Regions from separate parts of the Mus musculus genome. Here all the other regions are linked to region 6. Evidence: chromatin loops called from intact Hi-C (ENCODE). Cell type or tissue: left cerebral cortex. All regions are shown on one strand.

Region 1 (4,000 bases), 130 kb after region 6:
GGATGATAATGGTCAGCTGGGAGCAGGGTCTCTCTAGTAACCATCTTTCTGGTCAGAGACACTAGTAAGCAAAGTGGACACCGGAAGAGAGGACCTGGAGCTAGCAGACACAGACAGTATGTTACTTGGGGTAACCCAGATGCTGTAACTGGGGTCTAGAATGTTCCCAAAGGCCTCTGAGTAGAGGTCTCAGCCCCCAAGGTGGTGTTATTGGGAGGGGCTGATACCTTCAAGAGGTGGAGTCTAATGTAAGAAAGTTAGGTCACTGGGATGTGTCCTTAAAGGGGCTATTGAGACCCTGTCCCCACACTGTGTTTCCTGGGCACCATAAGGTCAATAGAACTGTGTCCCCCCTCCACCAGAGGCCCAGAGTGACAGTGCCTAGCAGCTGTGTGCATTGGAACCCCTGAAACCATGAGCTAAAATTAACCTTTCCTCTTTTAAGTTGACTTTTCCCTGGCATTTTTGTCACAGCAACCGAGATTTGACACACCACCCACTTTCCACTGTGTCCTTGCTTTCTCCCTGAAGGCTGTTGGCCACCATAATGAGGGGAGAAAGGGGGCAGAGGCAAAGAGCAGGGTTGGGATGGCTGTGTGTATGGCAGAATGACCTCTGGAAACTGCTGCAGCTGAGACAATTCTACTTTATTGTGTCAGGGATAGGGTGTATATGAGTGTTTTCAGGGGTACCGGTGGAAAGGGCTAATTGGTCATGGCATCAAGCAAGCAGGAAAGGCTGACTGCATATAGTACAGCACCTAATTATCATGTGGGCAGGAAGCCAGAGCGGGATGTGTGCTGAGTGCTGCAGCTTGCAGAGAGCTCTGTACAAGGTGATATTTCAGACAAGGCCAGCGACCTGTGTTCAAAGGCAGGCAGAGACAGGGAAGTCCCACTGATAAAGAGGGACTTTTTGCACTGATAGAGTACCATTTTGCATCCAGCACTGAAAGCCATCTGGTCATGGGGATTGCTACCTTAATAGCAAGGTTCCCCGACATCCCACTGTCCTTCGCTGAGGAAGGCCTTCAAGATCCGGATTCAATCATCCCTTGAGCATTTCAGGACATGAAGTATTTGCAAGTTCTCCAGTCCATTCAATCCTCAAAACTACCCAGAAAGGAGACAGAACTGGCCCAGCACCATCTCCAATTTACAAAGCAGGATGCTGAGTCCCTGGAGGCCATTCGGCTTGCCAAGGATCACAGTGCTGGAGGTGACAGCTGGTGCTCACACCCAATGATTAGTGCTGCTCTTGTGTTTGTTTATTCACTGACACTTGTCATATGTGTCAGGAAGTTCCTGTTTCAAAGATCAGACTACAATTTTTTAAAGGAAAAAAGTCAGAACCACTTAGCAGAAAGTGACAGCAAACAGAACCGGAGGAGACTGTGTGCACATGCATGTGCGCACATGTATATTCACATGTGTGTATATATGAATCTGTATGTACTTGTGTGTGTACACTGAGTGTGCATGTGTGCATATGTGTGCACACATGTGTGTATGTGTATATGTGTGCTTATGTGTGTGTCAGTGTGTGTGCATGTGTGTGTGTATATATATATATATATATATATATATATGTGCATGCTTGTGTAAATGCTTATGTGTATGTATGTATGTGCATTCATGTAGACACATGTATGTGTACTTTTGTAAGTATGTGAGTGTGTGTGATGTGTGTGTGTACAGTGTGTACATATAGGTATATATATATATATATATGTGCACATGTATGTATATATGTGTATGTATATGTATACATGTGTGTGTGTGTGTGTTTGTCTAGGTCTATCTCAGTGTGTATGTGTGTGTTGCATGTGCATATTCATGTGGAACCTGATGGGAGCACACAGCTAAAAACAGGGCAGGGGGTGGATTCCCACATATAACACACGTTGGTGCTGCAAATGAGGCCAAAAAAGTCCCATCCTGTCCTTACTTAGGAAAGCATCAAAGAGGACTTAGAGACTAAGTATTCTTACTGCCAGGATCTTAATTCAAGGTCCACCTACAGCACCATCCACGAGACTCTATAGTTAGCAATCAACCCTTAGTCTGATCCAAACAGTGGCCCACATCCATCCACGTGTATGCAGGAGCTAACATCAACACTCTGACAAAGTAGTGCCTCCCCAGAGACGCAAGCTCATGCCTACATGCCTCACTGTGGAGCTCACAACCAGACGATTCCAAGTCTCCAGCTCAGGCAGCCAGAAGCAAGGAAGCGCTCAATCTGGAAGGTTCTATGAGCATCGGCAGTTCCTTTGTAGTTCACGGACTGCCATCTTAACTCAGGGCTGCTGCCTCCTACGGTCCCAAGTGCAGTCTACACCCAGGACAGACACCATGATCTTACCTCTCACATGAGATCATCAAGCTGAAGGAATCGGAAAACAAAAGTTAGAGCTACAGGAGACCGGTCAAGACACACTGTCCTGCTAAGGCTCACCCTCAGCATCCCACCAGGGGACTGAGCAGCAAATTAGGGACACACAGGGACCCTCAGCTTAGCTTCCCTCTCTAGTCCTCAGTCATAACTGCCAACCAGGAGTAGGGATCTTCTGTGGACCGCAAAACCACAACATGACCTGTGGCTCCTCCTGGTATCCAGGGCTTGGCTTCAGTTCTCAGTGAAACAGGCAGACTGGAAAAATGGCTCCATAGAGAAAAAGACCCTGCTGTGAAAGCCTGAAGGCCTGAGTTCAGATCCCCAGAACTCACATTAAAAAAGAAACAGAAAATAGTATACGGGTCTGTAATCTCAGCACGATCCTACTGGAAATGGGAGGCGGAGGCAAGAGAGCTGCTGGAAGTTTGAGAGCCAGAGATAATAAATAAGAGCCCTGCCCTTGTCTCAAAAAAAAGGTAGAAAGAGCATCAATACCTAAAGTTGTCCTTTTACCTACACACACTAGCACACACACACACAAGCACATACATACAAGTGCACATATACATGCATACACACACACAAGCACAGACATACACACACACACAAGTACGCACATACATGCACACACACAGAAGCACACACACACAAGTGCACACACACAAGCACACACACATGCACACACATATCTAAGCACACACACACGTGCACACACACAAGCACACACACATGCACACACATATCTAAGCACACACACACAAGTGCACACACACATGCACACACATATCTAAACACACACATGCACACACATATCTAAGCACACACACACACACATCCAAGGATCATGTGGCTCCTTCCAAACACCCCTGCAGCTCTCAGCTCTGAAATGACTGAGAGCCCTCCCAGCTTCTTGGCCTTGTCAGAACCATTCCTGACTCCACCAGGACAGCAGGCCCATCTGGGCTCCATCTATGGCTTCTCATCCTCTGAGCTCTTTGAGACCCATTCCCTGGGAATGGGGGTTGGAGGGGCAGGCTTGCAGATGAGAGAGAAAGAGTCATCCCCAAGTCTTTCAACTGGTGACATTACATATCCAGTCCTCAGGAATGGCCCAGAACATGACATCAACATGACATCTGCTCTTGCTTTTCTAAGAAGGCCTGTGGCATGCCTGTGAACTTAGCAGCCCCTGAATCCAGCTTTGTTCCTCTGTCAACACCACCACTTAGGAAAGGCACTTGAAGCTGCTGCTCCAGAGATCTGTGAAAAGGTTTCAGCATTTTGGTGGAAACTGTCTTAAATATGAGTCCCATGAGAGGCTATACCCACACTACATGATTCCTACCACACCTGGGTGATATCTGACTGTCCCTAGACATGGCTCCCAGGATTCTGAGTCAAAATGAGATGCTGACATCAGAAGCATCTTGAAGCAAGATAAGACAAGTCTTTCCTGGTTCCGGCCTCAAAAATCCCGTCTTCCAAGAAGCATCACTGTCCTAGGAAATCGGAGTCATTGGTCACTCTCTGGCTGAGTATTGTTCCAACCCTGAAGAGCTGGGACCCTGGGACAGGTTAGTCATCTACATGCCAATGAGTCCCC
Region 2 (4,000 bases), 320 kb after region 6:
CAGTGGAAGGTGTCTGTGACAAAGCCGGCTGCAGGCAGAGCCGAGAAGCAAAAAGAAGGGGCTGGGAGCCAGGACATCAGGAGGTCAGGACATAACCTGGGATTCGAAGGTGTATACTGGTAGGGAAAAGGACTGTACAAGGACCTCCTTACTGAGCCTGTCACACAGATGGAGGACCGCTGATAAAGTAGGCACGCCTACACAAGGACCTAGGACCCCCACCCCAGCCTGGAACCTCAAAAATACCCAGCAGAGGGCACTGACATGAAGTCATGCCACCATTGCCCCCATCGTGGACAGTGCTTCCACACGGGGAGGCCACCTAGAATGGGGTCCCAGAGAGAGCAACTACCATGGGTAGGGTCTGGGCAGCAACACTAGCTCGATAGGCCAGTTAGAAGTGCAAGGCACACCACCAAACACTCTCATCCCCTACCAGATGCCTACATAGCATCACTAACCAGCGGAAGGCTCTGGCAGCTGGGGCCACCTGGTATCTCCATAGAACAACTAGGGTCCCATCCCTGGCTATGTTTGGGGTACAGACTAATAGGGTACTTAGAGGTAGTAGGTGGGGGTGGTGACAGATCGTGTCCCCATTTCTGGCATCCTGGGAGAATTTCTCTTTCACCCACTAACCCCGCCACGTGCAAAGCTGATCATTACAGGAAGAATAAAAAATGTCCCAGCCTCCGGATCAATGGCCAGTTCAGCGTTTTATCTTGGAAACGTTGAAAATACCCTTGACCTCTCTGAGACTCCAGTTCACGCCATGGGTCTCAAGAGGACAGCCCAGTCCTTGACACAAAACTGTAGGAAAGACATATGAGCCCTGACGCCAGACAAAAACTGCAGACCCAGAAACAACACTCAGAGCACTGAAGACTGAACCTGAAATGGGGTGTGGCTTGGCATCCTGTGGGACTACCCTGCAGAGATCTAAGGCTACACGTGGCTATGACCAGCTGTGGGATGGGGGACTACACCCAGGGGTTGCTGGGAGTAGATGGGCCATGAAATCGGCAGACTCCGCCCACTTCTGGACTCAAGCTGAGCTTCCAGGGAGTTTGCTAGTGCTGTATGTCCCTGCTGCAGGAAAGCTCTGTCCTTGATCTTACAGCACTGCTCTTCCCAGGCTAGTCCTGCCCTAGGCATGACCCCTCCCTCCATGTCTGGCACCAACCACACAGGCTGCCAAGCTGAGGTGGAGGTGGGCAGTCTCAGTTTCCTCAGAGCCCAGTTCTCTGCTTCTGGGCCCCACACAGCCCTGCAACGCACAGCTAGAGTGTAGTCTACAGCAGGAACACCCTACAAAGGGTGTTTGGCCACAGGTAGGGTGCTGAAAGGCCACCTCCAAGCCTGTGACAGTGTCCTGAGACAGCCACTTCTCAAAAGTAGACTGATGCGGCTTCATCTCACTCAGCCTTGCCTCAGAACCATCTAAGAACCTGTGACAAATGTGATTTGAGACTGAGGCAGAGGGCCACATGGCCAGGAAAGCTAGACTGAGTAAAACAACCTGCTGGAAAAAACCAACAGGTTTCCTGCTGCCATCTAGTGGCCAGCACATGGAAGAGCAGGCACCACAACAAGGCCACCAAGAAGTCTCAGGGGCTATATCCCCCTCCCCAACAAGTCCAGACTGAGACTAGGTGACCACAAGTAGAACCCACACAGGAGTCGTGAGTGCCAGATAAAAAAAAAAGTGCAACACCCTCACAAAACAGAAGACCTGCCAGATGTCCATCCAAGGGCTTAGGAGAAAGGGCAGAAAGGCTGGAATGGCGATTGGCCTGAATCGGCAGGCAGCAAAGCATGATGTCAGTCCTGACCATGCCTACTGTCCTGGGTGGCCTTTCCTCCTCTCCTCCTCTGGTTCCTTTCAGCTGTTCTTCCTGTCACTTGCCACAGCCAGGGGCCCCCAGGCTGCGCACTTGTCTTCATGCAGCCCCTCCTTCCCCCATCTGTGCCAGCATCACTGTCTCTTCCATGTCACACACCACCTCCCTCATCCTTCCGCCCTGGGCACCAGTCACTGGCTCACCCATCCATCTTCTCTACTTCTTCGTGTTCACTAGCGGTCGCCCTCCTGTTAGGCAGCTGGCCTCATAGTTCGGCCTACACCTCAGAGACCCTACTTCCAACCTTGGAAGACTGAGGACTCAAAAGAGCTCTAGCTGCTACTGTCCCAAGGCCTCCTTCCTTCTTGTCTTATAGAAGGCCATCTAGCTTCCAGTTTGCTTGTGGGCCTTGAAACCTGAGCGACTGTCAACTCTAAAGCAGCTATCCTGAGAGAAACAGTGGGCCCTCCGGAACCCTGGGCTGTATTGCCCATCCAAGAGGCAAGACAGACATAGTGTGATCTGAGCGCATGCTTCGGTTCACCCCTGATGTCTGTCAAATGCCTGGTAAGTTCCTTCCTCCCGAAAACCTTAACATGCCCCCATTGGTACAACAAAGGATCATTACATGGGTCCTTCTGAGGCCAAAATATCTACAAGATTAACCTACACTAAGATGTCAGTAACTGGTAACTTGGTAACTGGGAAGACAGTGTCGGTCTATCACCCATCCACGCCGCAGAAGCAGCACGCTGGACATGTAAGTGAGGGTGAGGCTATTTTTAACACTGTGACTTGTTTAGCTCTGGGTTAGCCACAGCATGGGGGATGGAGACTCAAGGTCAATACTGGCTCGCACAAAAAGGAAAGCACTTGCCTGGAGCTTGACCTCCAACAAGGTCAGGGTGGCCAACCTCATGTGACACCTTTTGGGAGTAGCTCCAAGGATCACCTCTCACAATGGCAGAGTTAATGCCATTGGTAGCTGAGGAAACTACAACCCAGGACAGTTCTATACTGCAGAGCCAGTGAACTGACCAGGGTGGCTGGCCAGTGGCACTCTTCTATCATGATAGATACTCAGCAGGTAGCCTTCAGTTCTGCCTCCTCTCCTCTCCCCTCCTCTCCAGCAAGTTATTCTCACGAAGCTACCCCCCAACCACATACTCTCAAGTGGCCTTTTTGGCACTGAGATGAGAGATGAAGATCCCCAATCCATACCAAGTTTCCCGTGTGACCTCCCACAGAAGGGCGCTATGATTGGAGACTACACGGGGAATGGAGGCTCTCCAATCTGGCCCGGGTGCTAGCAAATCTTTCACAGCAGGGAATTTTTCCTGTAACAGCCACGTGGCTTTTTAAGTAAATTGAGTACCGGGTGTCACTGCCTCAACCCTACCCTGGTGGAAGGGGCCTGTTGAGGCAGCTAGGTCTGAAGAAGGGGGGTGGGGACAGGCCTCAGAGGAAGAGAGCATGGTGGGTAGAGTCTCTGTCATCGGCAGATGGTGAAGGGGCTTCGGAATAAACCCTCAGAGCCCCAAAATACCTCTTCCATCTGCGTACTCCTGCCAAGAATTCCTCCATGGGGAGGGGGTCAGCTTTGATTCTATGGTCAAAAATAGGCCTGAAACCATAAACCTGTGGACTGGGGCGGGGGGACCCACCATGTACACAGAGTGACAGGAAGGGGTGAGGGGATAGTGAGGTGGTTTAGGAAACTCAGAGGAAACAGCTGCTGGCTCTGGAAGCACATGTGGCTCTGCCTGGGCCTCTCAGGACAATCCTACAGGGGGACAGGGGCATTCAGGCTGGAGCTAGTAATTACCTAGTGGATCTATCACTGCCCTGTGCCAGCATCCAGGGTCCTCATGAGAACCTGTGTGGAAGGAGTAACCGCCAAACGGGACAAGGCTAAGAGCCTACAGCCAGTGGGATGAAGAAGACCCTGAAGAGTGGCTGAGGGGGCAGTAGAGGACCAGCCCCCAGTCAGAAGAACCCAACAAAGGGGCCAGAAGGGTCAAAGAAGCATTCCCAGTGGCCAAAAGTGGGATACCCAACTTGGGCTGCCGGCCCAGGCTCGCTGGAGACCCGCCCAGGGGCTGGGAGCTAGTCTGGAGAGGTGTGCGTGGACTGGGAAGCGACACGGAACTGGGTCAAGA
Region 3 (4,000 bases), 110 kb after region 6:
GAAGCTGGGTGAGCTGACTTGATTGGGACATAAGAAAATGAAGCACACAAGACACGCAAGCACGTATTAAAAACAAGACAGCCGGAAGAACGAGGGATAACATGGCATAGTGGATGCCTTGTAGTCTCTATGAGACCCAGTCCTACTGAAGCAGTGGGGTGGAACTATGGGTAAACACACTTGTCGGGCAAGCATGAGGACCATAGCACAAATCCCAGGGACCCACATCGAAGCTGGACACATGGTGTGAGCATTTGTGACACCAGGGCTCCTGTGAGGAGACAGGAGGCTGAGACAGAGCAACTCCCAGGAGGCCATGGGGCAGCTGGCCTGAGCATACAGCCAAAGCCTCAAGATGGGAGACAATAACCAAAACTGTTCCCTGACCTCCACGTGCACACCACGGCGTGCGTGTGCTCCAGCTCCTCCCTCCCCCACACCCTCTCTCTGTGTCTCTCACTCACTCTCCCCTTCTCTCTCACACACACTCATATTGGAGACTTACTGTTTTAGAAATCAGAAAGCAAACAAACAGACATGTCCTAAGCCCTGCCTCACAAGGTCAAGGTCAAGGAGAACTGACCATGCTGACAGAGCATAAGGGTATTTCTAGACACAGGAGCCAGCTAGACAAACAGGGAAGACAGGGTGAGTTTTCTGTTCTGAGCAGCCTGCGGTAGGACAGGAACCTATGGCCCTGAGAGCAAGCAGATTCGACAAGGAGGACATGTTACCGCTGAGCACCCACAAACTCAGCCCACAGCCCCACCACAGCCAGTCAGGGCTTGTGTTAGCTCACTCTGCAGCCCTCATCTTTGGCTTGTCACTGGGATAAAGAATGCATGGCGCCAGCTAAGGGGTATGAAGCTGTATCAGGACAGGACACGGCCTTTATTCAGGACCAGTTTCCTGGTAGTTACAATGTGGGTTAAAAGGGCAAAAATGGAGACTTTTGCTCAAAATTGTCAGAAATTTCAAAACAGTCAGTGGAGGTCTGGGTGCATCTGAGCCTGGAGCATTGTTAAGTGACTCTGTGGCCGCATGCCCACAAAGCCAGCATCACTTATAGTTGAGACCAGGGACCTTAGTGGAACATTTGATTAAGAAAGGAGGAGGGGGAAAGTTAAGGGAAAAGGGAGACAATTAAGTTATTAAAAACAAACAAACAAACAAAAAAACAACAATAACAACAAAAACAACAACAACCTGTAATGGTTTGAGTAAGAATGACCCTGATAGACTCAGATATTTGAATGTGTAGTCACCAGGGAGTGGAACTGTTTGAAAAGATTAGAAGGATTAGGAGGTGTGGCCTTGTTGGAGGAGGTGTGTCACTGGGGGTGGGCTTTTGAAACCCACAGCCCAACCCCTGCTGCCTATGGCTTAGGATGTGGCTCAAGACTACTACTTCTCTCCAGCACCATGTGTACCACCACGATAATAATAGACTAAGCCTTTGAAACTGCAAGCAAGCCTCCAATTAAATGCTTTCTTTTGAAGAGTTGCCTTGGTCATGGTATCTCTTCACAGCAATAGGACAGTGAATCCCTTTTTAGGTGAAATTCCAAAAATTCTGTTCCTTCTCATGAGATGACTCCATGATTAAAAAAAAAAAATCCCTTGCAGCCATGCAGTTCTTCCGAGTACTGTGTCACTGAAACACACACGTATTCTGCATTGTTCTTCATGATACAGCAGGGCTTACTGCACTGTGAAACTGTTATTAGGGAAGGTGACTGGTTCTAAGATAAATATCCAAATCGGCATCTTGACACAGAACAGAGATTATATTGTGGAAAAGGAATAAACGTGTAGGGTCTGAAGAGACCGTTTAGTGGTTAAGAGCACTTTCCGCTCTTCCGGGGAAACATGGGTTCAGTTCCCAGCACACTTATCAGGCAGCTCATAGCCACTTGTAACTTCAGCTCCAGGGGATCTACTGCCCTCTTCTGGCCTCTGTAGGTACTGCATTCAAGTGACAGACTCACACAGGCACATACATAAAAATAAAAATGAACCGTTTTTAAAAAGAATAAATGAGTGATACAGCTGGAAATGATAGAAGGCTGCTGCTGCTGACTAGAAATACCAATGTTGGATACTTAGAAAGTAATATTAGATTAATGAGGGAAAAAACCTCCAGCCAAACATGAATAAACTTCACAAGAAATGAATAGTGTCAGGCAACCCCCAAGTTTGAATTGGAAGGGAAAGCCTTGAAACTCAGTATCATCAACTGGATAAGGCAGAACACGTGGACCGACCACCAATGCTGCCCCACCCACCGGTGCTGCCCCGCCCAGTTCTCACAATAATGAAGAAATCCACAGACAGGTTCTTCCCAGGCTAATCTGCTATCATTTGCTTTGCTGAGGGGCCTTCAAAAGCAGCATCAAACCATGTGAGTTGGGAACACAAGACAGTGGAGAACCTCGGATAACTCAGTCCTGAAGAGAAGCAGAGCCTGATCTTCAAGGTCAGGCCACAGACTTTGCCCTGAAAAGGCCGGTTCTCAAAGCCACCGTGGAGGGCAACAGTCCTTCAACACACACCAGGAAGGTGCATTTAGCCCAAGAAAAAGCATTGTGGTTAAATACCACAGCCTATGTAGGAGCTATTTTTAGACACGTTTGAGATGGTCCTATGGTCAGGTAATGGATCAATTTATAAATGTTACTCAGAGGAAAAATGTGTAAAAATCCAAGTGAAAAATGTTCTTCTATACAATTTCCTCATTTCTCACTTCATGTCAGTTTAAACCCGTTTCCTTGCTGCTCAGCCAAAGAACAATGTGAACAGTCTTGTTTTTGATCTCTAGTAACCATTCACACTCGAAGAAGAAGGAGGAGGAGGAGGAGGAGGAGGAGGAGGAGGAGGAGGAGGAGGAGGAGGAGGAGAAGAAGAAGAAGAAGAAGAAGAAGAAGAAGAAGAAGAAGAAGAAGAAGAAGAAGAAGAAGAAGAAGAGAAAGAAAGAAAGAAAGAAAGAAAGAAAGAAAGAAAGAAAGAAAGAAAGAAAGAAAGAAAGAAAGAAAGAAAGAAAGAAAGAGAAAATGGCAGGGCAAGATTAATTTGAAAATGTCTTGCTCAACTCATACCTAAATTAAGACCTTTTCATTGAGTGATCAATGTTTTAAAATATTAATGAAAAATGTAAAACTTGTTCCAATTTGCAGACATTTGCTGTGTATTTTACCCCTAGGGTGCAAATCAGCCAGCACTCATTCCAATGTGATCAGCAACGTGGTGGCCAGCTACTGGCCAGGCTATGTGACTAGGGGCTGCTCAGCTGGACAGTGTGTCCCTGAAACCTTTGGTTGTGTTAGGTCACTTGCACAGCCATCGTTGCTGTGTTGCCGTTGGAGCTACTGTGGAGTTTGCCTAATGAATGACAGACTCTATGGCTGTGACGTGCCTTGTGATTGCTCCCTGTCTGTGCCTCTGGACATGTCACCCTCTCGGGCATATTGTTATAGCAAGGGGAGAAAAGCTGATGTGTTACCTAGTCAGCATTGGAATCATTTTAATCCTGGGTACTGGTATATTGGGACTTATGGCTTTACACATTTGAACTTCCTGTCTGTGGTGTTTTTCTGTTCTCTTCTCTTTCTTCCGTGCCTGACTCTCAAATGGATTAAAAGTGAGATTTTTAGGCACTGTGGATTTTTTTTCTTTTAACAATTTTGGTATTTATGTAACTTAGTTATAATTCTTTTAGTCATATTTAATATTTTTCAACAGATAGCTTTAATTCTAGTAATGAGTGACCATCAGTGGATAACGAATTCTTTGGTATATATATATATATCCTCTCATACAACACACACACATACACACACACTTGAGTGTCTAAGAAACAAACCATTTCTCTCTTTCCATTTTTAGGAACTTATCTGAAAAAAAATTTGATAAGCTGCCAACCATGTGAGACTTTTAATGTGATTTACTATTCAAAGGATGTTTTCTCAGATAACACAGCACTAATCTTTGATTCAACCTTTTA
Region 4 (4,000 bases), 140 kb before region 6:
CATAGATGGTAAACAGCTTATACGAATGACTCTAATTAGAATCAGAGCAGAGCCAAATCAGTTTTTAAGTTGCTCTCGTCCTGTTTTATTAGTTCTCCGGTATTTATGTAGTTGCATTTTGCTGCCCAAAATTTTAGTTGATGTCATTTTCTATCCAGCATCTGGGCTGTTTCAAGAGTGTAAAGGTAATTTAGGGCCGAAGAGACCCCACCTTACTTCCTTTGAACTACGTCTACTCCTGACCTTGGGGTGTCCTTCTCACTTTGCCTCCACGGCTTCCTTTCTGTCCCGATGGGTTAGCTGAGAGGAACAAGCTCACATACCTGTCATTTACAAGAAGAGATGTCTTACTCTTTGTCCAGAGGAACCTTTCCATTCCCTGGATGCTGAGCAGATTCATAGACAGCCCTGAATTGTGAAATCTGGAAAGACCGGCATCTTCGCTGAGCACAACCCGAAACCACTGTGCCATTGCTTCAAGTTTCTGGCTTTGGGGAGAGCAGTGAGCTGGAATTCAGAGTCTGAGATGCTGTCTGGGACCATGGCTCTCAAGCCAGTGTTTTTGTCTGGGTCCAGCGCTTGGTTTCTCAAGAGCTGGAAAAATGCCAGTCAAAATGGTTTATCCGTGTTGCTTACTTAGTGTTTACATGTGGTGAAGCCCACTCCCTGAAGAAGAAGATAGGACAGTGACTGGGCCATGGAAAAGCCTGGAACAATAATGGAAGCCTGGCCTTAGATGGGAGTCCAAAGTGAACATGGGACGAGGGTGAAAGGGTGGAGGGCTCAGGGGAGTAGTTACATTCTTATCCTTTACGTTTGTCCAGGTATCTTCCCAGTACTTCTTAGAGCTGAAGATGAGGCTGCTTCCTCTGTTAGTAGCATGACCATCCATGAAGGTCACAGTGTGAAGGTCACAGTGGGCCTGCCAGCTTGGAGTTTAGTGTTGCAAGTGACATTGTGTGTGTGTGTGTGTGTGCACTACACCTTCAAAATGGTTCTTGAGAGCCACAATGCCAAGCTGGAGTTCTTTCTACAAGAGAGGGGAAAGAATAGGAAGTGAGGGCCAGAGGGGAGGTTCTCCATGCATGGCCAGAGAAAAGTTGTGAAAATGTTGCTACCATGGCCTGGAAGGTAGCTCTGTTGGGGAAGAGCTTGCCTTAAAAACACCAGGACCTGAGTAGTTCCATTCTCAGAAACCACATAAGAAAGAGAGGGAGAGGAAGAGGGAAAAGGAGAGAGAGAGGGAGAGGGAGAGAGGAAGAGGGAGAGGAACGGAGGGAGGGAGGAGAAACATCCAGGTATAGTGGCATGTGCTTATCCCCCTACTCACTTCATGCCCTATGGGCTCTCATGCTGCGGAGAGGTTGCTGAGAGATGGAGCAGGAATAGGTCACCTCAGTGTCATCCCCAGCCATTAACCAGCACCACCAGCCTCCTGCTGTGCATCTCTGGCCCTGTGCCCGGGATGGCATGAGACCCCTTCCTTTGCATAGACCTTCATCCTCAGGAAATCTTTGGGAACAGTGTGGACTTAAGCTCACAATTGCACTAGCGCCCTCTGGTGGTACAGTGTCAGGCTTGGTGTAGAAAAGTAGAGAAGGCCCCCAAACTGGAATGGGATTCACTGAGGTGCTGAGCAGGAAGGATCCCTACCGGGTGCAGTTTCAGACTGTCTACCTGCAGAGGTATCAGCGTAGGGATTGAAAGTGCAGGAGACCAGGGCTCAGAGTAAAGCAGAGTCAAGGAAGAAATGTGGGGTGTATCTGTATTGGGAAGTGCCCTGGTGGTCTGGCACTGATCTGGAAGACAGCAGGCTCACGATGCCTTTTAGCAACCACAGTCTATGTAGCTGGCCTCTGTGAACAGCAGCCTTGCCTGGTTAGTCAGCCTTGAAGGACTGAGCCTTGGCTGGCCTGACTTACACAGTCCCTCAACTGTTCATGGCCCCAGGGTCTCAGCTCCAGGAACTATGGCTGTGGGATAAGTGGATCTTGGGGAAACCCTGTCAGCTTCTTCATTTGTCCCTCCAGGAAAATTGCTGCTTACGATGAAGAAATCCAGCATCTCTATGAGGAGATGGAGCAGCAGATCAAAAGTGAGAGGGAGCAGTTCCTCCTGAAAGTGAGTGTTTCACTCCTATGCCGCGTGCTAGGGGACGGCTAACTGGTAGACCTGCCTACTCTGAGTACCTTTCCCTAGTAAGAAGGATCCTAGCTCCTTCTTGTGACCTTTTCTTTTTCTGCTTTAATGTTCAGGCATTTACCACCTCCAAGCAAAGTATGTAGAATACATATTTACTTTTATTCCATATTGTCTGTTTCTTCCTCCTAGCATGTAAGTTTATTTGCTTACTAATTCTGCCTCGGTTACCTGAGCATGTCTGGGCTATAGGAGATGCCCCGTGGGTGTTTGCTCAATCAATGTGTGAGTGAGCATGTGAATGCATGGAGGTGTGCATGGATGGACTGACAGGAGGGAATGGAGGAAAAAGGGGAGAAAAGGAGGGAGGGAGCCAGGAAGGAGAGAGGGTAAATGGATGGATGGGACTGATGGATGGAATGGATGGATAGATGACTGGATGGATGGGTGGATAGATGGAATGGATGGATGGATGGATGGATGGATGGATAGATGGATAGATAGCTGAAGAAAGATAAATGTATGGATTTTGTTGGATGGATTGGAGAGAAGGAGAAGAAAGGAGAGGGAGGGGGAGAGAGAGAGAGAGAAAAGAAGAAGAAGAAGAAGAAGAAGAAGAAGAAGAAGAAGAAGAAGAAGAAGAAGAAGAAGAAGAAGAAGAAGGAGAAGAAGAAGAAGAAGAAGAAGAAGAAGAAGAAGAAGAAGAAGAAGAAGAAGAAGAAGAAGAAGAAGAAGAAAATGGGAAGAAGAAAAAGGGAAAGAAGCAAGCAAGGAAGGAAGGAAATGTGTGATGGATGAGTTACAGAGCATACCTCTGCAGCTAAAGCAACCTAGACATTGGCCGTCACTCAGCTGACATCACTCAGCTGACATCACTCAGCTGACATCTGTACCTACCTAGCAGTTCCATCAAAACCTACCAGCCCATCTTATTCCCTAAATAGCAGCCCCAAAGGAGGCAGTGATTAGAGATGAGGCTTCTTACCCTTTCCTCTTAAAAACTGGAAAACACAATCACCAAGGGAACCCAGTGCCCACCATCCTCAGCACCATGAGAGAAGATGTGAAGCTTGCATCCTCTGTTCCTGGTGTGCCCCTATTCTTTGTGTACCCCTGAACCTAGTGTATGCCTGTCGCTGGTATATCCCTGTTCCCAGTGTACCTCTGCTCTGTTGCAGCCATGTCCCTGGTATACTCCTGCTTCTAGAGCACCCTGGTTCCTAGTGCATCCCTGTTCCCAACACACCCCTGATCTCAGCATGTTTCTATTCCCAGAGCACCCTTTCCTAGTATACCCTGGGTGTGTTCCTATACTGTGCCCCTGTTCCCAATGTATCCCTGTTCTGGTGCACCCCCATTCATAGTGAACCCCAGTAACCAGACCTCTGAGCCTTTGTCTTTCCAGCCCTTGTTGTTGTTTTAGGAGGTGGGGACTGGCGAGGAGCCTCTCCTTTACCAAACCCAAGCTGAGCAAGATGTGTTTTGGTATATCCCACTTTTAAAAAGGATTCGGGAAACTGTTCTCCCTTCTACTGTCTGCCCTACTCTGTGAGCTTTTAGCAGGAGGTTGCTGGTCTTGGCTGCTGCCTCTCGATGCTAAGCCCAGGCTATTGTCTCAGGCTCTTCCCCTTGATCCAGATTTCAATTTTCGGCTGCTTTGGATTATCCGCATCGCTGCTCCACTTAACGTCACAGACACCATTCATGCTGCAGGGAAATCTGAATGCCTTCCAGAAATATCTGGCCGGAGCCCTCCCTGGAGGCTTGCCAACTATTCCAGACCACCCCCATTGTCCTTCAGTGCCTTAAACCATTCTGGCGCTCTCAGTGTTCAGGGAAACTGGATGTGTATGTGGCAAAT
Region 5 (4,000 bases), 150 kb after region 6:
CCACACACAGAAAGATTAAGAATAATAGAATAGAATAGAAAATAAAGAGTGAACACTTCCTAAGAGGCTGTCAGAGCCAGGGTATGAGAGAGGGAAACCTACCCAAGTGAGGGAAATATTTAAAGGGGGGGGGTGCAATTGCAGGAGAGTCTGGGCTCTGTATGGGGGTGGTGTGCAGTTCAGTAAGGGGACCAGCCCACCTCTGGGTAGAAGGAGCTCAAGGATGATATGGGACCGGAGCCAGGGTGGACCTTACAGTGAGGATAGTGACGTGAGTCTAACAGCAGGAGGAATCACCATGCAGACATCACAGAGAGACATCGGTGCTCTTGCAAAGGCTGATGGGTACACGGGTGGTGGTGGCATTGAGGAAGCTGCCCAAGGACAACTCATGAATGAGGAGCGTGGTCCTGAGTGAGTCAGCCTTTCCACCTAACCCCAAACCTTTCCAGAATGCCACAGAGCACATAGCAAGCAACCCTGTTCTGCCCCACCACTCCCGACACATGGCCCTCCACCCTGTGTGTTTCCTGCCTTTCAAAGCTGCAGGCAGTCCATTACAGGGAGCAGAGAACCCTGCCTTCTTAGAGATCCCATAGCTCCCTGTGTCTCCAGCAGAGAAACCCTACCTGTGAAATCCTGAGCAAAAAAAAAAAAAGAAAAAATTCCATAATTGCTCTCACACCCTCTGCCTGCTTCCCTCCAGGTCTGCACCTGAGTCCCCTCAGGCCTTAGGCAAGGATGGCTGCTCACGATAGGTTAGGTGTCCTGGATTGCACACACACACACCCACACACACACACACCACACACACACACAGGCACATGCACACACATAGTGTTTTCTGGTGCACTAGCAACAGGTCATAGCTGAAAAATTCAGCTACTATTTAACAGAAAGCCATCTCTGTCCTATGAAGAGCTGATGCTACAGAACCAAGCTGATGCAAATGACTGGGGAAACCAGATCTGGGCTCAGTGCTCTACTCCACAGTCCCTGCCCAGTGGCTTAATCTGCAGATAAAGACACTGGGACTTAAAAAATTTGTCCCACCCCACACCCAGTTAATCATACAACCCAAAAGACTTGGCCCAGTCTTTCTGGCTTCTACCTCCTGTGACACCTGGTGACCCATCCCAATAATGAACATTTTTACTTATTGTTTAGAGGTGGAGGTGACCAAGTCCAATACAACAAACCAAAGTCCCTGAAGGAGTTAAGACCCTCCTGCTCCTCATGGCTAGTTACAGTACCTTTTAGCTACCTTCTCCTCTAGTTGGAACTCTCTGGGAAGAGGGACCCTGGGGTCCCAGAACAATTGATTCATGCCATTCTCTTGCTTTCTATGGATTATCAGACCCAGCCTAAGCTTGTCTTCTAGACCTTGATTAGGCAGGATGGCCCTCCAGACGCTCCCAGATCCTGTGTTGTGGCTGGAGACAGCTTCCCTACCAGATCTGATATTTTGTAAGATCTACAAGTACGGGGTAAAGCACTGCTCAAGCTCTGAACCTTAGTCACCCTGGCAGCTGCCCTTAAGGAAGGAGGCAGGGCTTTGAGAAGCGGCACTAAGCCAGTTGTGTTCTATGGGACTTCACAGCGCCATCTACTGGGAAGAGAGGGTAGGACGCTTGGACCTGTGCTGTGATTCTCAAAGGGGCACCTGGGAACTTTCTAAAAAGCCCCTGCCTGTGTCTTACTCCCAGGGGTGCTGATTAGTGCGGGCTTCTGGTTTTTTCATAGCTCCTCTCGTTATTATGCTGCCACGACTCTGAGGACGTGGAGAAAACTTGGAGACTTATCTGGACACATGCATGCAGGCAGACTTCAGCCCTTGATCCCAAATGCATTATTTTATGTGTTAAATGATTCTTTTTTATTCGATTCCGAGTTGCTCCATGTACCCCAGCAGATTACCTGTCCACAAGCCAGTCTGAGCTTATTCCTCTGAGAGTCCTAGATGTGGGTGCTCATGTTATTGGTTTGGGGATGGGTGGGGCTCAGCATTAGCCTACCTAGTTAAAAAAAAATGTATGCCCCTTTTGATACAGATTGTACCCATTAACTATCTTATGATGTTCAGAATTTCTGCTTGGCAGTATCCTGTGCTTTTAGTTAATTTGTTTTGAAGGAGAGTGAGAGAGAGAGGAAGAGAGAGAGATTATTTCTTAGTTAATGTACTGTGTATCTTGGACTGAAGTTTGTCGGTACACCATGTACAAAGCACACATCCAGATAAGTCCTTGCAAGAAAGTAGCTGAAGAGGTCTTTAGGAGATTAGATTAGATTAGAGCCACCAATCTAGTGGGGCTCTCTCAACTTAAAAGATGAAGAACTGAGGAGTCAAAGACATGAAAGGACTGTCTCCATCTCCCACAGGAATTGTTCAGAGTTGAGACCCTCACTCAAGCCTTTCCAGGCAATACAGTTATATAAGGGAATAATGGGGAGATGTTTTACTCCCAGTTCCCAGTGGTCATGGAAGCTGACCAACAAGGATAGCCACTAGTCATTCGCATGTGTTGTAGCTCTACCCACCCAGACTCAGAACGTTCACAGGAATTGTGAGGGGCACAGATACCCCTTACCCATGGGGTCTCTGAACTGTGTCCTGGGATTCCTGACTCGAAGCGTGATTTGTAGGCTACATCATTGCTGTCATTAGTACCGCTAAGAGAAGGTGCTGGCATGTATAGCATAAGATGCTATTCATCAAAAAGTACACCCTGAGGTTAGAGAGGTTACAGTGGAAGGGGGGACTGTGCCTCAAGTGGTAGTGAGAAGGTTAGCCTCTCCAGTTCCATTTAGCAGCACAGCCGTGGTCCTGTGTGGTGCCCTTACGCTGACTTCCCTTGGAGCTGCCAATGGAGATAAAAGAGTGCTTGAAAGGAATCGTCCATTTGAACAGCAGACGTGGAGGATCAGGCACACCCACTTTGTCGGATCCAAGCACAGTCCTGCCTCTGTCCTCAAAAGACCTGGCCATGAATCTCAGTTCTGAAACTAACGGTGTCATCCCAGGCATACTGCTATTCCCTACAAGCCCGTTTCCTTCTTCATCTGCCACTCAGGATAATATGCCCTGCCCCGTCCTCCCCGGGTGATTGTAATAGGCAAGAAACTGGCAGAGTACGTGTGAGTCACATGATGTAAGTGCCTGGGGTGGACTAATTCCTAAGAACCCCCAAGCTCTGCTCTCCTGAGGTCTGTCACTGTGCCGAACGGAGAATGGGAAAATGACCATGGAGTCACTGTGGTCCAGATGGGGAACCTTTTATAGGAATGAGCTCCCCAGGTGTGGGCAGAAGTGGAGTGGGGGAGGAGCAGAGCCCTGTAGCCGTGACCACACTAAGACCTCTAAGGAACCCTCCATTATTCATCTGGAGGAAAGGGCCCATTCTTCAATAGGGATCTGAAAACCAGGGGCAAGAGGAAGTTGACCTTCCCAGGATCAGATGGCAGAGCTTCTCAGAAGTCCCCAAGTCCTGAGCAAATAGCTCTCCTACTCCATGTGTGGCACCTGTAGTACCCGCATGGTGCATAAATGTATTCTTCAAAGCATCACCCTACCAAAGTGATTCTTTGGCCTCATGATCCCTGGAGGCTGAACTCCTAGCTGTGCTCCATGGCCCTCTTCCTCGGCAGTGAGTGAGCCAGGGTCCCATCCCAGACCCTTCTCAAGACCAAACTGGAATATGACGGGTAAGTCCCTCCCCATCCTCTACAGGAGTGTGAGGAACATAGAGCCTTTCCAAGGAGCAGGCACTGTGGACACGCCCTAGCTCCACATCACTTCTGTGTCTGTCCCTCCTAGAGCAAGACCTCAGGCAGGGCACTTTTTCTCAGTGGGCCTGTTTCTTCAACTGCTGCCCAAATGTGCACATGGGCCAGCATGAAAGGCCCTCTGGGAAATTTTGGGAGAGTCCTGGGAACATGCTGAGAAAGAGAGCCCAGAACGGCATGGGGAAGGCAAAGGGTCTTCATCCCTGGTCAGTAAGAA
Region 6 (4,000 bases):
TACTGCTGTTTTCATTGATGCCTTGAGCAGAGCTGGCATGTGCGACTGCTGAGAAGGGGGAGCTCAGAGCAGCGGGGGAAGCGAGTAAAAATAGCCTGTCGCGCGTCGCTCTGCCTGCTCCGGACGCCTTTAACCCTCACCGAGGTGGAGAGAGCCGCAGCCGCCACTGCACACTGCGGAACGTGGCCCGGGTCTGCACTAGACCCCACACGCCAGTCCGGGTGATTGTGGACGAGGACCCACGAAAACTTTTTTTATTTTTATTTTCTATTTTTTTTTAAGACAAGTGAAGATGAGGTGGGATAGGGAAAAAGCAGGGAAGAGCTATAGCTACTGGGTTGCAGGGACTGCTACAAGCTGGCTGGCCCAACACTTCACCAGTGCGCGGCCTTGAGACTCCAAGCTATTTTTAGAAACCTGTTCCGCGGGTGGGCGATCAGAGGGCGGAGGGGGAGGGGAATGCTGAGCGTCTGGTGCTATTACTCGGTTTCAAAGACTCTGCTCCCAGGTTGGGGTGGGGAAGAGGATGGTCCAAGGAACGACATGCAGAATGGCTTTGCCCTAACTCAAGGAGAAGACATTAACTGCTGTATGCCCCTCATCTTCCAGCCCCAGATCGTGTTTGTTTCAAAATCGACAGTTGCCAGAAGCATGCTGCCTCTAGTGTCCAAGGAATGGGTATTCTTAAGCTTTGCTGCCTATACCGTGAGGCGGGGAATGAGTTGTGACCTCTAGGAAAGAAGGCCGGGAAAGGTCTTCACGTTGTTTTTGCTTTCCCGCAAGGCCTGGACAGTCTCCGCGCCACACCCCCATCTCAGCCCCACGCTGCATATGGGTTACCGTATGTGAAATGTACGGCAGCCCCACCAGACACTGGGCTATTAATAGAGCCCCGGAGTTTGCTCTGTGTCTTTTTCCTGCCACCGAATAAGGGATGATCACACACACGCCCCACTCCACCCCCACCTCGGCGCACAGTTCCTCTGTGAAGGTAAGGGGGCTGCCCATGCCGATCCCCTCCATGACTACAGGTGCCCAAAACCAGGGAAAAATCCCATTGTGATGACAGCTGGGTCAGAGCGAGGCGAAAGAACACACTTGCTCGGGACGCAAAGACCCGCTGGGCTCTCTGCAGCTCAAGGCCAACTCCGGAGTAGAGAAAGGGCAGATACGGGGCGGCCGTAAGGACTGCCGAAGACGGAGGGCAAGAGTATCATTTGCGGAGCTAGAGCGGCCTCCTTAAAAGCTGCTGCGGGACAAGTGGCCGCAGACCGGTTTCGCGCTGCAGCCCAGGGCGCACAACCCCCGCTGCTTGTGCGGGCTAAGCTGCGGCAGGCGCGGGCGCTGTCCCTGGTGCTGAATGGGGCCGCGGTCGGTGCGCCCTCCCAGGGTTCCGCTCTCCCTCGGCGCCTTAAGCACCCTAGGACTGCAGACCTCCGGCCCAGCTGTGGACTGGGGACTGCGGGGGAGGTCAGGTGCAGGTGCTTAGTACTGCCACCAGGTCGGCCCCCTAAGGCCGGGAGCTCTCCGCGGTGTTGCAGGGACCCATAGCTTGGGGACCACCTCGAGCTTGAAGGGTAAAGCCCAGGTAGCGGTGGGAGATAATCGGTGCACTGCAGGGAGCAAACCTGGCCCTAATATAACCCACTCCAGCTCTTCGTAAAGCCGGGATCCGGGATCACTATCGGAATCCTGTGCACAGGGGCAGGGGAGCCGGGCTGCCCAAGGTTTGGGACTTAGGGGAACAGGAAGGGAGCAGAGGGTGGCAGGAGAGGGTGATGGGGCTGAAAATTTAGATTTTCAAGGGGGAAAGGAACTGAGACGTGCACCGTCGCCCCCCACACACACTCCTACACTTCTCTCTCTCTCTCTCTCTCTCTCTCTCTCTCTCTCTCTCTCTCTCTCTCTCTCGGCAGGGACAAGCGGGATGGGGAAAGTTTGGCACCACGGCGTTGGTGGTGGCAGCAAGCAGCGGCGGCACACAGGGGTCCCAGTGGGAGGCAGGGTCGCTGAAAACCCCGGCCCGGTCGCCTCCTTACCTCGGTGCTTTCGACTGCATTCTCCGCCATTTTCCTCCGGAGGAGCAGGCAGCGGGAGGAGTGTTTCATGCCCATAAGAGCCAACAAGGGTTTGGGGATTCGAGATAGTAAAGAACGAGAGACGGCTGATGTGGCTTTAAAAGAGAGCCTAAGAATGCAAGAGGAGGGGGGAAAAAATCCCAGCCAGCCCCTCTCCCGGAGCGTCCTCCGCGACAATCGAGCTCTGTGGAGTCCCTCCTGCGGTCGCCACTTTGTTCACGTTTCCTCGCTCTTCATCTGCCTCGCATCCCTTCGCACACTTGCAAGTTCTGGTCGCGCTCACGACCCCCTCCGCGCCCCTCTCCCCTGCGCGGCGGGCTGGGCGGGAGGGAGGGAGGCGGCCCCGCGGGCTCGCCGGCAGAGGCAGCGGCTCCGAAGTCCGGCAGGCGGGAGGCGGACGGCAACTCTCCCAACTTCTGCCGATCGCTGGGCGAAGCAACACGCGTCCTGCTCGGCGCTCCCGGGGGCTGAGCCGGTGAGTGGGGGCGGGGTGGGAGGTGCGCGGGAGCGAGCGGGTGGCGGGGCGCTGACGGCGGAGACCCCCAGCCCGCCCCCGTGCCCGGGACCGCGGGGTCTGGGGGCCGCCTGCGCTCCGCTGCGCTCCTGGCGCGGCGCACACCTGGCGCGGGGGCTAGGGCTGCGCGCACGCTGCGGGGCCGCGCGCCAGGCTCCGGGAAGCAGGCGTCCACGAGGCTGCTGGAGGGTCTCAGCCCAGTGCAAGTCCTTCTAACGAGGGCAAGCACCGGACAAGACTCAGCCACGGTTACCAAATGTCTACGCCCCTCACCCCTCCCCAGCCCCCCCACCCGGTCGATTCCTGGATCCTTCCTGCGCGGATTACTGTTTGGGGCATGAACAGGGTGGGTGTCTGGATGGGAGGGGGAAGTCCTCAACTCCTTCAACTCTAGGTCCTCTCTATCTAGCTTTTCTTCACCCTCAGGACCCAAGACCAGAAGGCCTTCAAACCCCTCTCAGGAGGACCGGGTTGAAGTGAAGGTGGCTGCCTGAGGTGGCTTGGGAAAACAACCAGGAACAAATCAATAAAAGGGTCCGCGGTCTAGCTCCCCTACCCCTGTCTAGCCTGTCAGCCCCCACTCCCGGGGGGACACACATCTCTCCCCCTCCCCTACAGCCCCTCCCCCACCTTCACCCTCTCCTGACGTCCCTTTTATGGGAGAGAGCCGTGAGGATGTCACGTACCCATTAGGATTCTCTCGATCCTTTTTTAAGGGAGAGTTTGGGCGGCAGCGGGGGGTGTGAATTTTTATACAATGCATTCCTGTCTTCACTTTGAGAGCTTTTTTTCTCTCTTTCGGGCCATCTGTCAGGCATTGAGGGATAGAACAATGGGGGAGGGAGGCCATACTCAGGACTCTGTAGCTGGCTATCTCCGGGAAAGCTGAACCTTCAGGCTTTCTGGCCCACAGGTCAAGGTCAGGGACCGCACAGATGTGCCAGGAGCTTTCTTCCCGCTTCATCTCAGTCCTTAGTTGAGTTATTTAAACCAATCGCCCTGTTTAGTCTGATCATAGCCTTTGATAGCCAAGAAGTGTAAGAGTGACTGTCCTCAACTAACCCAGGTTCATTGAGGAAAAGGGCCAAAACCCAGCTCGGCTCACGGTGATAGATACTTCTATCAGACCAAGATCCTCAGGCAAAGAGAAGAGACATGGCCGTGAGCAGAGGTGAGGAGTAAAAAACGGGAAGAGGAGGGAGATGAGAAGGATTAAAGAAAATATAGCAAGAAGCTTGGGTTAACCGCACTGATAATCCCAAAACAAGAGTAAATTCCCCTCAACCTTCTCAAACCACAGACCTGAATTCGAGTTGGGCATGAATGAGCAGTCTTTGGCAATGCCTGATCCTTCTTCACTCCCATCCTGCCATCCTGCCATCCTGCCACACACAGTATGGAGGAGGGG
Region 7 (4,000 bases), 83 kb after region 6:
CCGAACTCAACTGAAGAAGACAACCTTTCCTAATAGGAGGGGACAACTCTTTGGTCTAGGGCACGTGAAGATCTGAGTTCTCCTGCCAGAACCTCTAAAGAAGTACTTGAGATAAGTGTCCTACTACTGAGTTAAAGCTAGAACTCCCTAGAATAGGTTGCAACCAGCGTTTTCTGCATTTTGTAGATCTGGGATTAAGAAACAGAAAAGGTATCTCTGCGGAGGACACACAGCTAAATGGCCACACCCCCATATTGTGCCTGCACAGGTTCCTGTGTAGCATCCCTAGAACCATGCTCTTCCAAAATGTTACCTCTCGTGATTGCACAAGGGGCCACACAGGTTGAAGAGTTGGGGAGTTGCTAGAACGGTCAGAGGCAACACTAATGCCAGGATCTTGATAAGAGTCCAGAGGTTTCAGCTAACACACTCACAGGGATTCAGACATAGTTCTGGGAACGGCTCAGAGGCCGTGCTGCCCAGCTCTGTGTCTAGCTGGATATGCCCATGAGAACAGGTAAGGTTATGGTAACCTCAGGGGCCTGAGATGTTTCAGGGTGTCATTTCAGAGAGCTGTCTTCCATGACTTAGATAGGGGTCAGATTTCTTCTCTCTACAAGGAGGAATTTTCTCATCTAGGCACAAGGAAAAGTCCACAGAAGTGGGAGGAGACAGACTCTGTTCATCACCCCTGCTGGGACAGAGCCCTTCGGGTACCAGTATTTGTCAGGCTGGGGGAGGAAGGGCAGAGTTGGAAGCAGCAAGCATCACTAGGTTTGCTCCTGCCAGCAAGCCTGTGGTCTGATTCACCGGTGGGCATTAAATAGGCGATATAAATAATGATTTTTTTTCTTCTACTTTTTTCCCAAGGTGACAAGGATGAAGGTTTCTAAGTGTGGTTTGAATGGATCGATTTTTAAAGCTGAACTACCTTCTGTGAGGCAAAAAATGGCTGCCCTGGGCTGTTTAGCACTAACAACAGGCTTTTTTTCTGTTTACGTTTCTGCTTGGAAGAAAATCAATGACCTTCGACAGCACTTTTAGATCCGATGGTACTATGCATATAACCAAATAAACTTACATCATTGAAACAGGATATTTCGGAAATGGTTTCTAGAGATGTGTTTCTGTTCTTGTTTTTCTTATTTTGTTCCTTTTCTTACTGTCAATCAATCAAACGGCCCTCTGGTACTGCCTTACTCTCTGATGGTCTGAGACTGGGGACTCGTAGGCATCTAACCCTCCCTCACCAGTTGGGTGGGAGACAGCAGCAGGTAGCCAGTGATGTCCAGGTAGCTGCTGCTCCTGCTCTCCTTTATTACCCAATAAACCCAAAGGCACTGAGGCATCTGTCCTGAGGGGACCTCAGGCACAGCCTATTGTAATGACTGATGATGGAGAAAGCACCTGAGAAACCACAGAACTGCAGTCTGGCATTTCAGAAGCATGGGAGACGTAGATGCTAGCATTAGAGATGAGCTTGGGGAATGTCTGTTCTTCAGCATTTCCAGATGAGGGAACTGAGGCCTGCACAGCTGAAGAGAGCACTGCCACACCCCAACTCCAGGTGTGCATGTACCAAGGTCAGCACCCCAGCTCAAACTACCTCTAACTCTCCAACCCTACCACTCCTCAAGAGAGGGCAGCCACTTCCCCGGGCTACAGCTCAGTGATATTTTCCACATAGAAACAAACCTTCCAAATGTTCTGCCATGAAGGTAGCCTTGGCCTTGGCCCCTGGGAACACTGAGTCTGGACTTGAGGTACCATGATTGCATACAAGTGCCCCTACGCTTTGAGCCATCTCCTATCTCTATAGGTTTTTATCTGTTTGTTTTTGTTGTTTTTTTTCAATGCTTGAATTAAATACTGTACCTTTGAAGAGTTTCCTCTCTAGCCAGAATAATGAAGAGAAAATGGATGCCAGGGTGGGGACCCCAAGGTACATTTTGTCTCCAGGGAACGCACCTGTGACTCTTGCACCTAGACATTCTCAGATGTGTCAGAAGAAGTACTCAGACCACGAGAAAGGCCCCACCAATCACAGCCAACCCCACAGCAGCCTGTTGTTCTAAGAGCTGAGCATCTGGATAACAGGAGCTCACTCAGCTCCCAGATAGGGTGGATAGGGTAGACAGGATGGAGAGACGGCCCTTAGGGATCCATGCTTCAATATGGGAAGGTTTCCACCATGGCAAAGCCTGGAGCATGGGCAACCAGTGGAGTGTTGTTCTGTCTTTTTGGACCACAAGATAAAGGTAACAGAGGAAGCTGCAAAGACAAAGGTCCTTGAAAGCTGAGCGCCCCACTGCAGGAAATGAATGCTGACGTCTATAGCAGGAGTCTAGTCAAATGGACATGTGCCTTTGCCCATTTTGGTTTAGCCAAGGGTGTTCTTACGCTAAATTTAAGACATGGAGGAGGAAGAGTGGGTGGGCTCTCTACTGGGAAGATAAGAAGGATGCCTTGTATCTTCCTGTCCTTCTCACAGAGCCTCCACAATACTTCAGCCCACACTAGAATAACGGATGTCATATGGGCTCATTCTGTTTTGTCTTTGTTCTGGGTTTGGGGGACAGGCTCTCACTCTGTGGCCCAGGCTGGCCTTCAACTCAACAGATATCTTCCTACCTCACCTCCCAAGTGCTGGGGCCCAGAACTGAACTGGATGTATGGACCACCTCACCTGGCTTTGATAAGATTGTCGGCTTGGTCATTCGAACTGCTATCATTTCAGCTTTTTGTTTATATGCATGTACAATAGATGCTGTGGGCTGAACCCAAGGGCTTTGGGCCTATACCTCACTGGAGTAGCCTCACCTACAGATCTTGTCCCGATCCAGGCACAAGAAAAACCATGAATGTTTTGGCCAAGACTCTTGGGTCTATCACAGACTTTGACTCTGGTCAATCCTGGGAGACACCAGATTTCCTCCACAGAATTCTATTTGTAAGTTGGCCAGACACATAGAGAGGGATGGGCAAGGGCAGAAAAGGCTGATGAGGAACTGAGGTAGTAGACAGCAGTGGTAGCAGAGAGAGAACAGTGGGGGAAACAAATAGTAAACAGATACCTTAAAGAGTAAACAAAAGCCTTAAGCACTGAAGCTGGAGAGATGGCTCAGTGGTTAAGAGCACTGACTGCTCTTCCAAAGGTCCTGAGTTCAATTCCCAGCAACCATACAGTGGCTTATAACCATCTGTAATGGGGTCCGATGCCATTTTCTGGTGTGTCTGAAGACAGCTACAGTGTACTCATATACATAAAATAAATAATTCTTTTTAAAAAAACCCACCACATCAACCTTAGTCACCAATGACACATAGGGTGGTAGTTGTCAGAAAAAGGAAACACTCTTGGTCTGCAGTGACATTCACAAGAGCTAAGCAGGTGAGTAAATAAAGGGTTTATGAGAATGAGGTTCAGAAAGGGACTTTAGACTCTGTCTTTCAGTCTCCTGTTGCTGCAACAAAATGCCTGAGATTATAGACTTATAAAAAAGGAAAGGTTCCTTTGGGCTCACAGTTTTTTATGTTCTAGGACATGACCCATTTGGTCCCTTTTCCTTTTCCTCTGACCTCATTGAACAAAAGAAAAAAACAAACTCATTAGGACCCCACACCCCATTCAAGGGAACCCCAATGACCTAAACTCCTCCTCTCTGCTGCTGTCTTCTAAAGTATCACAAGCCCTTCACCCCACAGGTCCCTTGGAGTCATTCCTGATCCACATTGACGATCCTGGGAAACCTCTTTCCTGGTCAGTGTGGAGCTCTCCCCCACTCTCCCTTCATTCCTCCACTAAAAGGCACAGCTGGCCAGCCACCTAATCACTGGGTCAGACGAAGCTAAATAAGCAGGCAAGGTACAGGTACAAGTCCCCTGCAGCTAATCATACCATACAAGTGGACCTGGATCCTCTCAGCTCTGCAACAAACTGCTTCTGGCCATGAGTAAATCCTTCTTGGGTCTCTGTTTCCTAGCTGTTGCCAATGTTCCA

What was found. A loop is a pair of places that touch in the nucleus more often than their neighbours do. Peaks named below come from ENCODE experiments on the same cell type or tissue, not always from the same donor. Only the 100,000 strongest peaks of a DNase experiment are listed, where the experiment ranks them.
Region 1: a loop joins it to region 6, with 11 times the contacts of the local background. A loop is called at or near these places in 4 of 42 quality-filtered maps.
Region 2: a loop joins it to region 6, with 4 times the contacts of the local background. A loop is called at or near these places in 3 of 42 quality-filtered maps.
Region 3: a loop joins it to region 6, with 2.0 times the contacts of the local background. A loop is called at or near these places in 2 of 42 quality-filtered maps.
Region 4: a loop joins it to region 6, with 4 times the contacts of the local background. A loop is called at or near these places in 5 of 42 quality-filtered maps.
Region 5: it touches region 6 in a loop (3-fold over the local background); 7 of 42 quality-filtered maps call a loop at or near these places.
Region 7: a loop joins it to region 6, with 8 times the contacts of the local background. A loop is called at or near these places in 3 of 42 quality-filtered maps.

Annotation. Positions count from the first base shown.
Region 1 is chr6:127,900,675-127,904,674 of GRCm38, forward strand. All of the region lies in intron 1 of Tspan11 (tetraspanin 11), which reads left to right. Among named protein-coding and RNA genes, the nearest start is that of Tspan11, 15 kb to the left of the region's middle. In left cerebral cortex, a CTCF peak has its summit at 2,338; DNase peaks (open chromatin) are centred at 489, 736 and 2,079; H3K27ac peaks cover 396 bases.
Region 2 is chr6:128,090,132-128,094,131 of GRCm38, forward strand. It overlaps a transcript of Tspan9 not described here. Among named protein-coding and RNA genes, the nearest start is that of Gm52879, 9.4 kb to the right of the region's middle. In left cerebral cortex, CTCF peaks have their summits at 1,575 (motif pointing left) and 1,780; a DNase peak (open chromatin) is centred at 1,518; H3K27ac peaks cover 768 bases.
Region 3 is chr6:127,877,730-127,881,729 of GRCm38, forward strand. No RefSeq gene overlaps it. Among named protein-coding and RNA genes, the nearest start is that of Gm38901, 2.4 kb to the left of the region's middle. In left cerebral cortex, a CTCF peak has its summit at 1,947 (motif pointing left); no DNase peak of the experiment used is centred here.
Region 4 is chr6:127,623,805-127,627,804 of GRCm38, forward strand. Cracr2a (calcium release activated channel regulator 2A) reads left to right here. Exons shown (of 19, transcript NM_001368877.1): 7 at 2,031-2,121. Among named protein-coding and RNA genes, the nearest start is that of Cracr2a, 64 kb to the left of the region's middle. In left cerebral cortex, CTCF peaks have their summits at 1,576 (motif pointing left) and 1,777; DNase peaks (open chromatin) are centred at 1,557 and 3,836.
Region 5 is chr6:127,919,280-127,923,279 of GRCm38, forward strand. All of the region lies in intron 2 of Tspan11 (tetraspanin 11), which reads left to right. Among named protein-coding and RNA genes, the nearest start is that of Gm38903, 7.3 kb to the right of the region's middle. In left cerebral cortex, a CTCF peak has its summit at 1,616 (motif pointing left); DNase peaks (open chromatin) are centred at 1,603 and 2,992.
Region 6 is chr6:127,766,634-127,770,633 of GRCm38, forward strand. It overlaps Prmt8 (protein arginine N-methyltransferase 8), which reads right to left and starts at 2,526. Exons shown (of 10, transcript NM_201371.2): 1 at 2,040-2,526. The coding sequence starts at 2,114. In left cerebral cortex, CTCF peaks have their summits at 667 and 1,508; DNase peaks (open chromatin) are centred at 70, 473, 874, 1,297 and 5 more places; H3K4me3 peaks cover 4,000 bases; H3K27ac peaks cover 3,959 bases.
Region 7 is chr6:127,849,337-127,853,336 of GRCm38, forward strand. It overlaps Gm46976 (a long non-coding RNA gene), which reads left to right and starts at 1,332. Exons shown (of 2, transcript XR_001785372.1): 1 at 1,332-1,583. In left cerebral cortex, no CTCF peak of the experiment used is centred here; a DNase peak (open chromatin) is centred at 2,408; H3K27ac peaks cover 1,037 bases.